2 separate regions of the Mus musculus genome follow, and region 1 is linked to region 2. A link is a loop called in an ENCODE intact Hi-C map of the cell type or tissue named here. Cell type or tissue: left cerebral cortex. All regions are shown on one strand.

The links. Hi-C counts contacts between places; a loop is a spot of excess contacts. Peaks named below come from ENCODE experiments on the same cell type or tissue, not always from the same donor. Only the 100,000 strongest peaks of a DNase experiment are listed, where the experiment ranks them.
Region 1: it touches region 2 in a loop (7-fold over the local background); 2 of 42 quality-filtered maps call a loop at or near these places.

Annotation. Positions count from the first base shown.
Region 1 is chr9:42,078,569-42,086,568 of GRCm38, forward strand. Sorl1 (sortilin-related receptor, LDLR class A repeats-containing) reads right to left here. Exons shown (of 48, transcript NM_011436.4): 6 at 3,220-3,400. Among named protein-coding and RNA genes, the nearest start is that of Sorl1, 42 kb to the right of the region's middle. In left cerebral cortex, no CTCF peak of the experiment used is centred here; DNase peaks (open chromatin) are centred at 4,149, 5,244 and 7,690; H3K27ac peaks cover 3,736 bases.
Region 2 is chr9:42,179,698-42,187,697 of GRCm38, forward strand. 4930546K05Rik (RIKEN cDNA 4930546K05 gene) reads right to left here. Exons shown (of 7, transcript NR_040754.1): 6 at 6,429-6,638; 7 at 2,541-4,237. Among named protein-coding and RNA genes, the nearest start is that of Gm36390, 8.2 kb to the right of the region's middle. In left cerebral cortex, no CTCF peak of the experiment used is centred here; DNase peaks (open chromatin) are centred at 518, 1,647, 3,941, 4,539 and 2 more places; H3K27ac peaks cover 2,237 bases.

The DNA of each region.
Region 1 (8,000 bases), 100 kb before region 2:
CCACCACTACACAGGCCAAGGCAGGAAGGCTAAACCTAGGCTGGGCTACATGGTGAGATGTGGCTCAGTAGGACAGTGCTGGCCAAACATACATGAAGCCTTGACTTCCATCTTTGTCTTCCCCCTCCTTCCCGTGTCCCCTTAACACACAAAGAAAAATCAAAGGCAAGAAAGAAGAAGTCTCAGCGTAAACTATCCAAGGGTAAGTACAAGTATTAGAATCAGCAAACCAAAATCAGGTACCACAAATACGGTTAAAGAACAAAAGAATATTAAATAATGGCTCAGCAGACATGACAAATAGCAGACCCACCTATCACCCAACACTTGGAGAGTGAGGTAGGAGGATTACAAGTTTGCCATGAGCCTGGGCTATGTATAGAGATCTTGTCTCAGAAAAGAATTTTTTTAAAGGCAGGTCATGACTTAGGTAAATGACTTGCCTGGCCTGTAGAAAGCCCTGGGTTCCATTTTTACCATATGGGCCTACTACATTCGTGCATCTGAAGGAGTCACTTGCCTGTTGCTGTGATAAAATACTGTGTCTCAGGTAGGTCCCCAGCCTATGGGTAGGATGGGGGTCCCCATACCTTCTCTCCCATTTAACCCTTTATGGTTATGTCGCAGAGCATGCTTCACTACCTCCTACACTTCTCAATGTGATCAACCTGGCAGGACTATACATACACCCTTCCAGAATTTAAAAAATGTACTTATCTGGGTTTTTTGTTATTTGGATTTTTTTTTTTAATTGTGTGGTTCCAAGGCAGCATATGTTCAACTCTGCTTCATACCTGCCACTGGGTCTAACATCAGTGACCATCAAAGCAGACACGACCCCAGAAGTAATAGAAACTCCACAGGTTCTCCTTTGTGCCTCTTGCTAGACCACAGAGGGACAAACAGACAGACAGACAGACAGCCCCCGCTATTGTACCTTCAACTGTTGGACATGAGATCCAGCTGAGAAAAGGAACAACAGCCACCCGCTTCTGGCCCCACTCAGGCAAAGGCAAGAGCAAGCCAGGGCATCACCAAAGTGTGTGAGAACTGAAAACTTAAAGGCGCGCATTAATTCCAAGCCAACAACTTCAAAGAAAAAAGGCCCATAGCCACTGGGGAGCCAGAGATAAGATTGCAGGCTGAAAAAGGACTCAGGGTTATCCGATTTGGGTCACAAAGCATCAGAGCTAAGGCCTGGTTTCCACTTCTGCCTGCTCTCAATTACTCTACTCATTTCCAAGGTAACTGATGGAGGGTATGTTCCTGAGCTACTCTGAAAGCATGTATGTACGCGTGTATGCATGCATGTATGTATGCACATGTATAGGTCTATATACATGTGTGTATATACACATATATGGGTATGTATATTTTATGTGTATACACTTACACATACACACACACATACGTACGGGTGTATATGAGAAAGGCAGACAAAGCAAGAAAGGGATGACCTAGGAGTTAATATAATCAGAAAAAAATGGCCACAAATCAGTGGTTTTAAAAATCATTTCTGGGGGCTGGAAAGATGACCTTGAGATTAAGAGTGTACACGGCTCTTGCAGAGAACAGAGGTTCAATTCCCAGCACCCATGTCAGGCAGCAGCTCACCACTACCCAGAGCTCTAGCTCCAGGGGAGCACTCATATGCATACCCACACGCAGACACACATAAATAAAAAATTTTAAATGACTTTTAAAGACAAAACATTTTGCGGGCCAGTGAGGTAACTCAGGAGTGGAGGTGCTTTTGGCCAAGTCTGATGCATGGAGTTCCATCCCCAGGATGAAATGGTTGAAGGAGAAAACCAACTCCCACAGGCCGCCCTTTGACCTCCACATACATGCCCCCATAGAACACATAACCACATAGTCTCACACACACACACACACACACACACACACACACACACACACACACACACGCACGCACGCGCGTGCGCGTGCTAAATAAGAAACAAATATAATGCAACTTTTAATAAACTAAGAAAACACATTTTTGCAAGGTACATCCTGGGGACTGTCTGTAGCTTTTGGCCATCTCTACTCTTTCTCCAGCCCTCCTCGCTCGTTGCTTCCCCTGGTTGTGAGGACCCTAGGATTCTATCAATGAGGCTGATCTGCCTCTGCCCACCTGCTACCAACTGTAGGAATCAATGAACGAGAATCTGAAGAGAAACACTCTTCCCGGCTTCAGTCCCTCAGTTAACAGTGACAGAAAGCATTGACAACCTCCCGAGTACCAGAGGCTTTCCACGGTCAGTAAGCAGGAGCAAGGATCCAAGGTGCCCTTGGCAGAGCAGGCTCAGTCCCTTGGAACGAGGTCACAGAGTCCTGCTCGGTAACCTGCTCTGGTTTGAGGCCTCCAGTGTCAGCATCTGGCTCTTGCACATCAAAACCTCCTCAAGGCTGAGCATTAAGCGACTTACTGACAGCTGGACGCTTAATTACTCCTTTTCTTTGAATATTAGCTTCCACTCGGGAGTGACAACACATCCTATGAGCCATGTAAATGAAAGCGTCCAGAAATCTCAGAGAGATGAGTCTAAATGGGAAGGAAACCAGGTAGTGGGATTTAAAGGAACATGAGCCTTCAAGCACCATGGCTCCTGTCCATATTCTTTTTACTGAGAGTACAAAGAAGGTTGTTTTTAGGAGCTGAGGAGCTAGCTCAGTTGGTGAGACATTTACTGGGCAAGCATGAGGTCCTGAGTTCAATCCCCAGGCCCCATTGGGGGTGAGGAACCAGACACAGTGGTTCTGGGGAAGCTGGGATGGAAGGTTCCCTGGAGCTGACTGACCAGCAAGCCTCTAACTGAACTGCAGTGGAGAGAGAGAGAGAGAAAAAAACCAACAAACAAAAACAAACAACAACAAAACCACTTGAGGTCAACCTTTGTTGACACCACACAAATGCCCACACACACATGCTAACACATACACACTCAACCACACACACCTAAAGTGAGATCTGTCTTTGTCTGGGATGCTTGGCTACAGGGAGACAAGCAGCTTTCTAGATTTTTTTTTTCCTGATCGATACTTTGATTGCCTGCTCTAAATTTCTCCACTCTGGCCTTCTACCTTCTTCAGGTATGTTCACTGACAACCAGGATCCTTCAGCCAAGCTACGGCAAGTCTATCATCCAGCTGACGTCATACAAACTCGTCCAGGTGGGTGCGGGAGCCGCGCACTGCTGAGCGTCCTCAACTTACCACCACCTTTGTAGCAAACATATACTTGTCGCGAAGCTGAAAGTCTCTCACTTCCTCCAGGATCACTTCCTGGTTTTCCCGGGACTGGAAGAAGTCTGTACTGCGGAGCACTGTGGAGAACCCAAAGGGTTCATGTCGCTCAATGTAGATAGCGTTTGGCTGATCATAGGGGTCGATTCCCCTGGAAAGAAGAAGCAACTGTTACCATTTCCTAGTTAATCACTAAAGCACAGACATTTCCCTGGGAGGACAACCGTGCAGGATCGGCGTAGTGCCAGCTACAAATGGCACTCTGCCTCAAGCATGTGCCTTTGGTTGTTCCTTAGTGAGGGACAGAAATTGGGGATCTGCCACTTATCAAGCGTTTTACTCTGCTGTGGCTGTTTCCAAGACATCCTGGGATTTGTGCGCAGCCATCTCTGGCCCTGTTGCAAAAGAACGGAAAAAGCAAAAGGCAAAAGGTAGGGAGGCTCTGAAGAAATAAGCATCATCGGGCTCCTGGAGGCAAGAAGCAAGTTCCTAGTGCCAAGCTCGGAACCTTGCCCGGAGAGGCATTTTTGCCAGGTGCCACAGACTCGATGGTACAGTAGCACACGGGCCACATGAGAACCCTCAGAGCCCAGTGGCCTGTCTTTCAGGTGTTTCCTTGCCTGTTCCTTGCAGACATCACTAATCCATGCCATCTGGAGTCGTCTTACCAGTACATCTCGTCTCTCTCGAGGCACCTGCTCAGCTGTCACGCAAGGCATCCTTCAGAGAGGGCAGGCACCCTCGTCCTCCTCATGCTTCGGTGGATACCTCTGTGTAGAGGCACCCTTTGTACAAACTCAATCCTCCCACCTAAATCCTCTCCTCTGAGACCAAGTTCAAATCACCGTCCTCCAAGCATCCTTCCCAGTGCTCCTCTTTCTCCTCCCAGTGTTAGCCACTCACTCACTCGGAACATGCACTAGCAAGGCTTTTGTGGGGGAGTTTTTAACTCAACATAAGGGATGAAAGTACTGAGGCTGGGTGAATTCTGGAGTCAGTCTCATTGTGCTATAGTGGGGCCTCTTACCCACCGAGTCACATGGTTTTGGGCAAGCTCCGTGGGCATGTCACATGGCCTGGGGACAATGAGATAACAGGATCCCTGGCTAAAGAGATGCTCACTGTATTCGATGCCTGGCCCACTACTATACATACCAACCCCAACTGTAACTTAGGAGTAAGGTCAAAGTCCAGTGGAGAAGCTCTAAGCTAGTGCCCTCAAGTAAAGCACCAACCAGAACCTGGGAAGGCCACTGATGTGCCCAGGATTCCTCACACTCACAAAACCTGCCAAAGCTGGTGAGCCAGCAAATGGAAAACTAACTGGGAAGTCAAGGAAAGAACTCCAGAGTAGCCATGCGGAGACGACTTGGGCACTGAGCTGAGGGTGGCATTTCTGCAGCTGCCTGTACACAGTTCCACAATACCCTGGGGGCACTTAGCATATTGGAGGTGAGGGTCATTTCCAATTCCTCCTGAGATGGACCATCAAGGCCATGTTCGTCAAAGAAAACAGATTCTTTTAAAAGGAAGAAATAGAACCGGGGACGTGGTACAGCCATTAAAGCAAGTGGCTGTTGTACCGTGTGACAGGCAGTGTGTGGTGTCCTCCAATCCTAGCACCGGGGAGATGGGAACGGAGTCTAGCCAGTGAGTGCCAAGTTCAATCAAAGACCCTATCCCAGAAACATAAGATAGAGACTGATACACATTAGATAGAGGAAGATGCACATCAACCTCTGGCCTACACGCACACACATGTGAACACACAAATGTGAACACATACACACATGTGAACACGCACACAAGAAGATGACAAGAGATAAAAGGAGAGAGTCTCATTTCACACTAGCAGAAGACTTGATGTTGGCCCTACAATCTGGACTCTGAGCAGAGTGATAGAGAAGCCAGCAGCCTGGTCCCAGCGTGGGAGAAATCCATTCTTCCCGATCAGATGCTAGTGTGGGGGCGGCTGGTGACATGTTCTCTTCTCCACAATTAGAAGTACTGATTAAAGTACTTCCTCTAGCCTGGAGGATATGCAAATGACAAGGAGGCTGGTGGGTATTTTTAAAAAGCAGAGAGGAAGGAACCCTTCTTGACATATTTTGAGATGAACTCATTTCTATTATCCCTTGCTCTAGCCAAAAGAGGAAGCCAAGGTCTAGAGACAGAAGCCTTATACCTCTAATCCCAGCTCTCTCCTCTCGTCCATATTTGGACATCCTAATTCTGGGGTTGGTTCAACCTACAGATTCCTATACTCTGGCATCTCCTTGCCTCCTGCTTCTCTCTGGATCTTAGATACTTTTCATTCTGTCTTCCATAAAGAAATCCCATCCATTGGCTATTTCTAAGCATAGTTTCACACGAGGCCCCACTGCCTCACCCATAGCCCCATAGGGAAGCTGCACAGGACACCCTTGCATGGGCTGCCCTGTTACAGGTCTTCCCCTATCCTATCTGCACATACATTTACTAGCTTTCTCGGCCCCGGCCCCTTCCTCCTTGCCTGTTGTTCCAAGGCTGACAAGCATGGTGAATGAAACCTGTGTTAATTCTTTGAAAGATCGGCTTGCACTGTTTCTTATGTTGAAAGACATTTATGAAGAAATCCCCCCAGCCACCATAAATCTCAATACTAGACTTCCAAGGATCTGAAATAAAGTGAGCCAAACCCTTTAACACACCTGTGAGCCTGCAGAAGTTAGAGAGCAAAGGCCTAAGCTAAATACTCCTGCATTTGGTTACACTGCTGGCTCGACCTCTCAATATGCTGCTCATTAAAATGATAAATTTGGGGATGGTAGAGATGGCTCCGTGGTTAAGAGTTCTGGCTGCTCTCAGAGAGGACCAGGGTCCAGTTCCCAGAACACACGTGGTGGCTCACAACCATCTAACTCCAGTGATCCAATGCTCTCTTCTGACTCTGTACGCACCAGGCACACTTGGGATCCATACATATACATGCAGGTAAAACACTCATGCATATAAACCTAAAATTGTTTTCAATCAATTTCTCCCCAGAAGGCAAGAGAAATTTACGGGACTCCTGGATGGAGGCAGTTCTTTCCTGACAGCATCGTTATAATTTTCCTAAAATACCCACAGCCTCTGCCCAAGGAAAATAACCAAGGGATCAGGGAAGCTGCCTGCTCTGAGAGCAAAGTCCTTGTGACTTGGAAGATGCTTAGCTATCATCTTTCTTCACCATCCTTAGTTACTAAGGGAATAATATCGACTCGAAAACATTCAGTTCAAACAAGCAGCCAAAATAAACACGGGCAGAAACTACATCCTCTTTATCCACTATAGTCAATGTAGACTAAAACTAAATATAAATCTCAGAAGTCAAATAATAACTGACAAACAAAAGCACATATATAACCTCTCTCATATGATACCTAAAGAGCCTAATCTCAATATATAAAGAGTTCTCAGAAATCAATAAGAAGAGTAATAATCAGAGAAGGGGCAAGAGACATTAGCAGAAATGCCCCAAAAGAAGAACATTTTGTTTTGTTCTTTTTATTTGATTGATGGATGGATGGATTGATTGATTGATTGATTTATATGGGACTTCTCTGTGTAGCCATCATAGTTGTCATGGAACTTGCTAAGAAGAACATTTTTTTTAAATTCATGCTTGATTAGGAGTTCATGATTCTTACCAAATACATAAAGAGTTCAAAGCTATCCAGTATTACATGAGGCCTATCTTATAGGAGGCAGGTAGTGTTCTTAAGCAAAGACATTCAAACTCATTCATAATGAGAAAAATGCAAATTAAAGCTAAATGAGACACTGTGCCCTTAGCTGTAGATAAAGACGCTATTCTATTCTACTAAGATGAAAGTAAATTTGACAATGTCCATGGAACATTTGGCAATGTCTACCCAAGTTACAATTTCCCTGGGGACTCAGCAGTGCACGAGACTACCAAAATCTCATCCCTGCGATACTTTCGCCCTATTGAAGGCAAACAGTTAATAAGCCATACAACTGTATGCTAGAGCAAAATAAAGGATTACACACAAAAAGGGTACCATGTAGCTGAACCAGCAGAGCAATACTTGTAATTCTAAGTAGAATCTTCAGAAAGTTCCCTACAGAAAAACAGCTATCACTTAAAAGACAGTAGACCGGGGTGTTGGGAGAGTGGGGAGAAAGGCAGAACCTGTGTGAGGCTCGCATCGTGAGCACGTCCCCAAGCCTGGGGAGGACCTGCAGAAATTAAAAGTAGCACTGCCATATGACTGTGCAGTCTGGATATAAACCCCACCGGAAATGAACTCACTGCCCCTGAGGTCCGCACCCCCATGTGTACTGCGGCACGATTCTCGAGCTGAGATAGCTAAAGTGTTGATTAACAGACAGAGAAATGCAAGAAGAGACTGTGGCATATAGACACAGTGGGATATTAGTCCATCTTTAAATGAAGCTGCTGCGTGACGATGCGGAGAGACCTAGAAGATATTATGTTAAGTCAAACAGGCCAGACACACGAAAAAGCGTAGTATGCTCTCACTTCCTTTTAAAAATGTAAAAACTCACATGGGGGTGGAGACGGGAGAGGAAAGTAGGAGGAAATAAAAGTAGAAGCCATGGAGGAGAAAGAAGTCAAGAGAGCCAATACACAGAGGACTGGACCTCACAATCATAGCTGGTGTTTGGGATTTTTGCTAAATGAACGGATCGCAGCTGCTCTTGCTACACGCAAAAGGACAGCCAGGTGTGACCAGACATATAAT
Region 2 (8,000 bases):
GGCTTTACCCCTTATTTCTTTATTTTAAACACACAGATATAAGAGTTTTTGTTAGACACTTCTTGTCTGAGAGTTTCTGTCATGGGCTGGAGAGATAGATGGCTTAGTGGTTAAGAGCACTGGCTGTTCTTCTAGAGGACCTGGGTTCAATTCCCAGCTCCTACATGGTAGTGTACAACTACCTATAACTCTGGGGATGTAACACCTTCACAAAGACATACAAGAAAACAAAATACACACCAATGAACAAGAGAGAGAGAGAGAGAGAGAGAGAGAGAGAGAGAGAGAGAGAGAGAGAGAGAGAATGAGAGAGAGAGAGAGAGTTAGTTTTCAGTCTGGAAGTTTCTGTCAATTCTATTTCCTGAGCATAGAATGTGCTCTTTGATGAGTTAAAACTCTGCCTACATAGCTTTAGTGAGGTAGATGGAAGTTGGTTCTTTCCTTGAACAGAAGTTTAAGAGAAGTCTAAGTTTGTAGCTGGCATTGGCCCAAGAATTATAAAGGCACACACTTCTGTTGTTGATCAACACCCAAGAATTGGCCTCAGCTGCCAGGTTCCAAAGACTCATGGTTCCACTTCTCCAAGACAGCAATCGCTTCCTCTAAGAACAGGACTAAGAAGGGAAGTAGTTATGCCATTATCGAGATGCTCCAGGGCAAGGGTGTGCTTGGAAACACAGAACAGTGAGAATCCACTTGAGTTAGCAAGCTCTGTGCATACTTGTGGAAGGAGAAAGAAGTGCCCTAGACTGCTGTGGTAGCAAAGAGGTCAGCTCAGAGCTTTGGAATTTTCCAAAATTCCACTGGACTCCTCCGCTCCTGGAAGAGACAGGTAGAGAGCACGGAGACCAGAAGGGAGAGGCTGAGTAAGCCCCTACTTCCTCATTCCCTAAAGACCAATCAGTTTAAAGGGCGCACTGTTCCACCAAATCATATTGTGATATGCTGATGCTCTATTCCGCCCCTGGAAAACAAATAAAAACTCTCCAAACAGGCCTCTGGGGGTGGCAGCCTTTCCTTAGGGCCTGGGATAACCCCAGTGCACTAGAACAATAAATTCCTCTTGCTTTTTGCATCGATTCTGCATGGTTAATTCAGGGGGTCCCCGGTAAGCTTTACAGTAGTTTGAATGTGGTTGACTCAATGGAAGTGGCACTATTAGGAGGTGTGGCGTTATTGGAGTGGCTTTTGCGTAGTAAGTGTGTCACTGTGTGAGTGAGGGGTCTTTGAGATCTCTATGCTCAAGTTCTATCCAGTATGGAAAGAGAGGTTCCTCCTGGCTGTCTGTAGAAGAGAGTTTCCTTCTGGCTGCCTTTGCATCAAGATGTAGAACACTCAGCTCCTTCTCCAGCACCATGTCTGCCTGGACACTGCCATGCTTTCTGCCATAATGATAATGGACTGAACCTCTGAAGCTGTAAGCCAGCCCAATTAAAGGTTCTCCCCTATGAAAGTTGCCTTGCTCATGGTGTCTCTTCACAGCAATAAAGCCCAAACTAAGACAACTACCTACCTATGATGCTTTCAACAAACATGGTTCTTGGCTCCACAGTGCAATCAACCAATGAGCAGGTGTCCCTGCAGAGTGTAGAGGTTGCAGGTGCAAGTTTGTACCTCTGTCTAATCTTTGGGACTATTTCTTTCTTCTTCCATTCTTCCTTTCAGGATAGACACCGTGGTTTTATTTTTATCCTGACAGCTTTCAGAGCTCACATCCACCTCCAGAGCTTAGTCACATATGTCAAGTCTAGCTGCAAGTGAGGCTGAAAAATTCTTTTTTTTTTTTTTTATGGTGGACATAGTAGGACTCCACAAAGATGTTCATTATCTTGTCCCTGAAGGTCATGACAAAGATACTTTCCAGATGAGGTTAAATTAGGTATTTCAAGAGAAGGGATTTACCCTGCTTTATCTGGGGGGGGGGGGCAATGCATGTGTGAGGGTCCTTCAGAAAGGGATAAAGGAGAGAGGTGAGAGAATGGCTGAAGATGCTTTGTTACTGGTTTTGAAGATGGGGGAGAGGGTAGTAGCCAAAGAGGAAGGTGGCCTCTAGACAAAGCAAGAACACAGAGGGTCTCCTCTAGCCTCCAGAAGACCCTTGTTTATTTCCAGCTTCTCAAAGTATAAAGCAGTAAATTGTGTTGATTTAAGACACTAACTTTGTGTGGTTTGTCACAGCAGCAGCAGGTAACAAATGCATTTATTCTGATTTGTTATTGCTTTTGTTATTCTGCTGCTATGAAAAACTGAACACAATAGACATGAGGAGATAACTAGCATTCCCTATGTTTTAAAATTATTATTGCTGCTATTAATTATTAAATATGTATAGATGTTCTGCCTGAATATGTGTCTGTGTACCATGTCCATGCCTCGGGCCCACAGAGGCCAGAAGACAATGTGAGATGATTTCCCAGAGCTATAGATTGTTGTGAGTCACCATGTGAGTGCTGAGACTTGAACCCAGGTCCTCTGAAGGTGCAGCCAGTGCTTTTAACACCTGAGTCATTCTTCAGCATCTGACACATTTCATTAATTTACTTTGATAGTGGTTTTTATTAATACTTCTAAAGATCACCTCTGCTTTTTCAAATTGCCTGCAAACATTGAACTGAACCCACTGCCGTGGTCTATCTGAATTGAGTTCACCACCCAACTCGATACCTGTAATTATAAGTATCCCTTTCGTTTTTCGTTAAGGGCTTCTATGATTGTCCCTTATATATCAGATATAACAAGATAGCCTTCATCCGTCTGACCTGAGAATTCTTGCTGTGGTGGTTTGAATAAGAATGGCTCCTACAGGCTCATGTATTTGAACGCTTAGTCATCAGGAAGTGGCACTACTTGAGAAGGTTTAGGAGGTGTGGCCTTGTTGGAGGAAGTATGTTTCTAGGGTTGGCTTTTGAGGTTTCAAAACTCAAGCAAGGCCTAGTGTGTGTCTCTCTTCCTGTTTCCTGTCTCTCTCTTCCTGTTTTCCATCTCTCTCTTCCTGTTTCCTGTGGGTCCAGAAGTAAAATTTTCAACTGCATCTGCAGCACCATGTCTACCTGCATGCCTCCATGCTCCCCATCGTGACAACAATGGACTAAACTTCTGAAACTGTTAGCCAGCCTTCATTAAATGCTTTCTTTTGTAAGAGCTGCCATGGTCATGGTGTCTCTTTACAGTAATAGAACACTGACTAAGACGCTCGTGGTACCCAGGATTCGGCATATCACAGTCCCTTCACCTATCTTGGAATTGCTATAATCACCTATGCATGAACATTCACCCTGTTCAATGGGAAGCCCATTCTCCCTGAGCCAGAACTCTGAAACAACAGAGAGGCTGAGAAGTCCCATTTTCCTTAGGTCATACCCCTCAGCGGTAGTCTGTCAGCCTCCAGCAACAAAGCTCAAAGGCTCTGACTTAAGCTAACCTTGGTAATAATGATCACCTCCACCAGGGCTCACAGCTTCAAAAGCCATAGCTGTTCTCTTCAGAAAGCTTTGAGATTCCAGTTTCTCCACAGGCTTCATAGCAATGGCCTAATTGCCTTTCAGGAAAAATAAAATGCCCACATTTCTGAGCCTCCACCCCAAGGCCCCTAGGCCTTTGCTGTTCACTCCAGCAATGTTTGGGATTGCTAGTTACCAGATCTGATATATCTTCTCCAAGCTGTTTGCTTCCAGAGAAACAGCCCAAGGGACGACAGCCAGGGTAATGGGGAAATGAAACCATCCTAAAGCTTTCAAGTTTCCGAAAGATGAGCACATTTTCTTCTATGTTGTTCCCCTCACCTGCTCCTTGTCCTCACTGCCAACACTCCCTCTGGCCCAGATTTGTTGGCAGTCCAGGCAGGAGCCGACTGCCTACCAGGCATCCTCATTAAAATGCACTGTTCTTGCTAATTACGAGCCAAGATTCTCCCACGGTGGGCCTGGTCTGGGCACTGCCATTATCTTCATAAATAGGCTCTTTACTTTGCAAACGCTGCTGTCACAGTCAGGCATTCTCAACCTGGCAAGGGCTCTGTGCATTCTTGAGTGGTGGAGGGAATGTGTCAGCAAGAGAAGGCAGAGGTATTCATGCCAAAGCAAGGCTCTGTCCTGAGTTCACCCCACTCAGTCTGGGCAGCAGGCAGCCAACACAATGGTTGAATCCGAGACTCCAGCCATGGCGGGCAGCAGCATATGGACCAGATCTTCTGGAAAAATTTATTTCCCATCATTTTCATCTTTACAGCAAAGGCAACCTAGTCAATGTAAAAAAAAAAAAATGTTTTTGAGAGCTCTGTTTTTTTTTTTAAAAAGAATGTTCCCACCCTACCCTCCCCCCCAAATTCACAAACTGGATGGCGGTGTAGGGGTGTGTTTGTGTGTGTGTGTGTGTGTGTGTGTGTGTGTGTGTGTGTGTAGGGGGGACAGATGAGTGCTTGGTCTCCCAAATATGCCATATGCAAGCTTGTCTATGAGAATTTGTTTATGTATTTAACTTCCTTTGCCTACAAAGCTCTGTGTACAGTTTTCTGTTTAGTGCTCAGCCGCCTTTTCCAGTGCTAGCTCTGTCTGAATACAGTCTGCTCTGATCCCTTCACATATGCCACCCCTTTTCTGCACCATCAGGGTGGTTCTATGTCATTTCTTAAGTAGTGCCTACTGTATAATTCTGGCTTTGTCCCCATAGCACACCTGTCACATGTAGCACACCTATGGTCTCTAATCCTTAACAATGGACCTTCAATCTCATTTTGTAATGAGAACACTGAAGCTCAGGGATGCCCCTCCCCCATCCTTCTTCTTAGCCAGGAGCAAAGTGAGGCTTGAAACCTTTAGCTGGTTGTTCATGGTAAGCCTTCGACCCTTCGACCCTATACTAGGTTACAGAGTGCTGGGGGGAGATTCTGCTCTTAGGTGCTCAGTAGAAATGAGTCAAAGAACCAGCCCCACACCATAGCCTAATTAGCTCCCTAAGACATGCTGTCAAGAAGAGCTGTATGAGAAGATAGCTCAAAGTGTCAGGGCAGAGAACATGCCTTTTTGCAAATTCACAGCTCATGAAATTTACTATTAAAAGGGCCACAGGGCCGGGAAGGTTACCGGCCTTCCCTCTAACATTGGTGCAATAATGAAGCACTCCTCAGACTCTGAGGTGCAGAGGCACTGTGGCAGGATCCTGTTAAAGTGCAGGGGGGGTGTAATGCAGGGCTGGGGCTACTCTGAGCAGCCAGACAAGAAGAGACTGCTGACAGACCATGTAAGAGCACGTGGGATCCATAGAAGCAGGAGGCTGTGAGGGTGTGAAGCCAGGTAGGGCTGGGAGTGAGAGAAAAGAGGGAAAATGTCACTGTGTGTCTATCACTCGTTGACCTATGTCTCCCCTTATCTCAGACCCTTTGCCTGGAAACCCCTTCCAATTTCTTTGCCTCGGCCCCACCCCCAAACTTTCATTTGTCCTTGAAAACAACTTAGAGGTCATTTCTAGTAAGCTTTGCCACTCATTGAGACTCAGCTGAGTTTCTTCTCTCACCTCTGGATAATGGTTGGCTCACATCTTAGGTTCTGTCTGCCTCCACCCCCACCCCCAACCAGGACTGTGCATCCCTTGAGGTCAGAGACTACAAATTAATGAAGTGGTACGAAATGGGTGTTTTTGAATACGCGGAGCTTACCACAGGGACTGAAAGGGATCATGTAGAGGAAGCCAAGCTTTCCTCTCCCCACCCCTAGGGCTCAGAATTAACTTGAATAAAATGGATGCCCAGGAGAAAGGCATACAAATGTTATTAGCACAAGTCAGGCGTGACACAGAGTCTTCATAAAGAAAAGAAGACTCCCAAAGACCTGGGGTGGAAATCTTACAGACGGATGGGACAAGGAGGGGAAAAACCAACAACATAGCAACAGACAAGAAGAGGCATCAGTAGCAGCACTAGAGACAGGGCAGGAAGAGGGGACAGGGAAGAAGGGATGGACTGATACCCAGACTGGGAAAATGCCATTTCAGATATATCCATGAAGCACAGCATCAGAAAACAGCATGCATTGAGGTATGGAATAGATAGACATCTAGTCTCTCTCATACATCTGACCTTATGACAGGTCAAGTAAAACGGCTCGGTCAAATGTCTAGAGCATCAGGCCCTAATGGGTCAGCCCCGGCCCAAAGCAGGAGAGAGGGAGAGAGGGAGAGAGGGAGAGAGGGAGAGAGGGAGAGAGGGAGAGAGGGAGAGAGGGAGAGAGGGAGAGAGGGAGAGAGGGAGAGAGGGAGAATCACCATTATTCATCTGATTGGCTAGATCTAGTTCACAGTCCCACCCAGAGTCAAGAGGTGGAGAAACAGGTCTATGCCTTGGTGAGAGAAGGACCACAAGCCAAAGGAGAGAAGACAGTTACAAAGTGTGGCTACAGGGATCAGGGACTGTGAAATCAACTTCATCAACTTACATTGCAAGGGACTGTGGCAGGCACTAGGTTCCTCTCAGGATAGATCTGACTGGAGGGCTGTCATTCTCAGGAGGTGCCTGGGCTGCAAAGTGTGACCACTCCTCATTCTTGGCTCACCAGCCACCTCAGGCAGATGTCTCCCCAGACAGGCTTCCCAGCTGTTTGCTCCAGCTGTGCAACTGATGTGTGTCCTTGCAATTCAGACCATACCTAAAAATAGGGTGAGTGAGTTATGACCAGAGAGAGAAATCTGTTAATAAAAGATAACTAAACGAATAAAAAATAAGTTTGAGTTTAGCTTTGTTCAGACTACCAAGTTTTCCCTCAGTCTGTCTAAACCCTTGAGTTGTTCATGAATGTAATATTTTCTTTTTGTCTTCCTTCTTTTAACTTTTATTTTCTGAAATAGGGCCTTGTGCAGCCCAAGGTAATAACTCCTGCTCCCCCAGTCTATCACAGATGTGAGCCACTGCCCCCAGTTTGTATTTTCCATCTAATGGTTTGAATAGGTTATTCATTAAATTCAGCTTAAAAGACTATCTGTAAATCTTTCCTCTTCCCCAGTGAGTTAGTCCATCTCAGAGGCAAATGTTATTTTAAATCAGTCTTCCAAAAATGAAGAGAAGATTTGATATAAACAAATACATATGCTTTGTCATTGACAGTATATTTTGATTTTACTTTTTCAATTACCATTATTTCAATAAAACATTTTCCAAACTAAAGCATAAAAACTGTTCTCATTCTAGTTTAGGGCATCATGATTTTCCATTGTGTGAGTGCATGAAAGTGCCTGTGGTCACTCCCTGCTGGCAGCCATGGAGTGTATGTCCCTTCTCTTGGTGATATATATATATATATATATATATATATAAAATTAGATCCAACGAGATCTGCAGGAAGACACTTTCAGAATCCAAGTTTGGAATTGATGAATGGTTTGATGGCAGTGACTGCTCTATTTGTCTTCTGATTGGAGTCTTTGTCTTAGTTGTACTTGTGAAGCACACACACACACACACACACACACACACACACAAAAGATAGCCAATAAGACAGCTCAGAAAATAAAGGGACTTGCATCCAAGAATGATAGTCCTAGTTAAATTCCCAGGTCCCATGTGGTGGAAGAAGAGAATGGGCTCTGGAGTTTTGTTCTCAGACTTCTACAAGAGCACTGTGGTATGAATGCACACATACACAAACACACACACACAAAGTAAAAATGCAATTAAAAAAGAGAGAGAGAGAGAGAGACACCACAGAAAATTTCATGAGATACTTGGCATGTGCCTGGTATTTGGGAACTATATGTTTTAACCTGTAGAGGAAGCCATATGAGAGAGCAGGGTCCTGGGAGGAAACAGATGGCCAAGATTCAAAATAGAAGCCAGTCTGGGAATGCAGCCCAGGGCTGGAGTGTGTGTTTAGCATGCACAAGGCCTTCTCCACAAACCCCCAGCACCCACCCTGAGTTTACAAGGCTGGTGAGCACCATTTGGGCAAGCCAGCTCATTGTAGCGTCTCCTCATGCATGGCTGCGGTTCCACACTAGGTGCCTCTGCTCTGCTC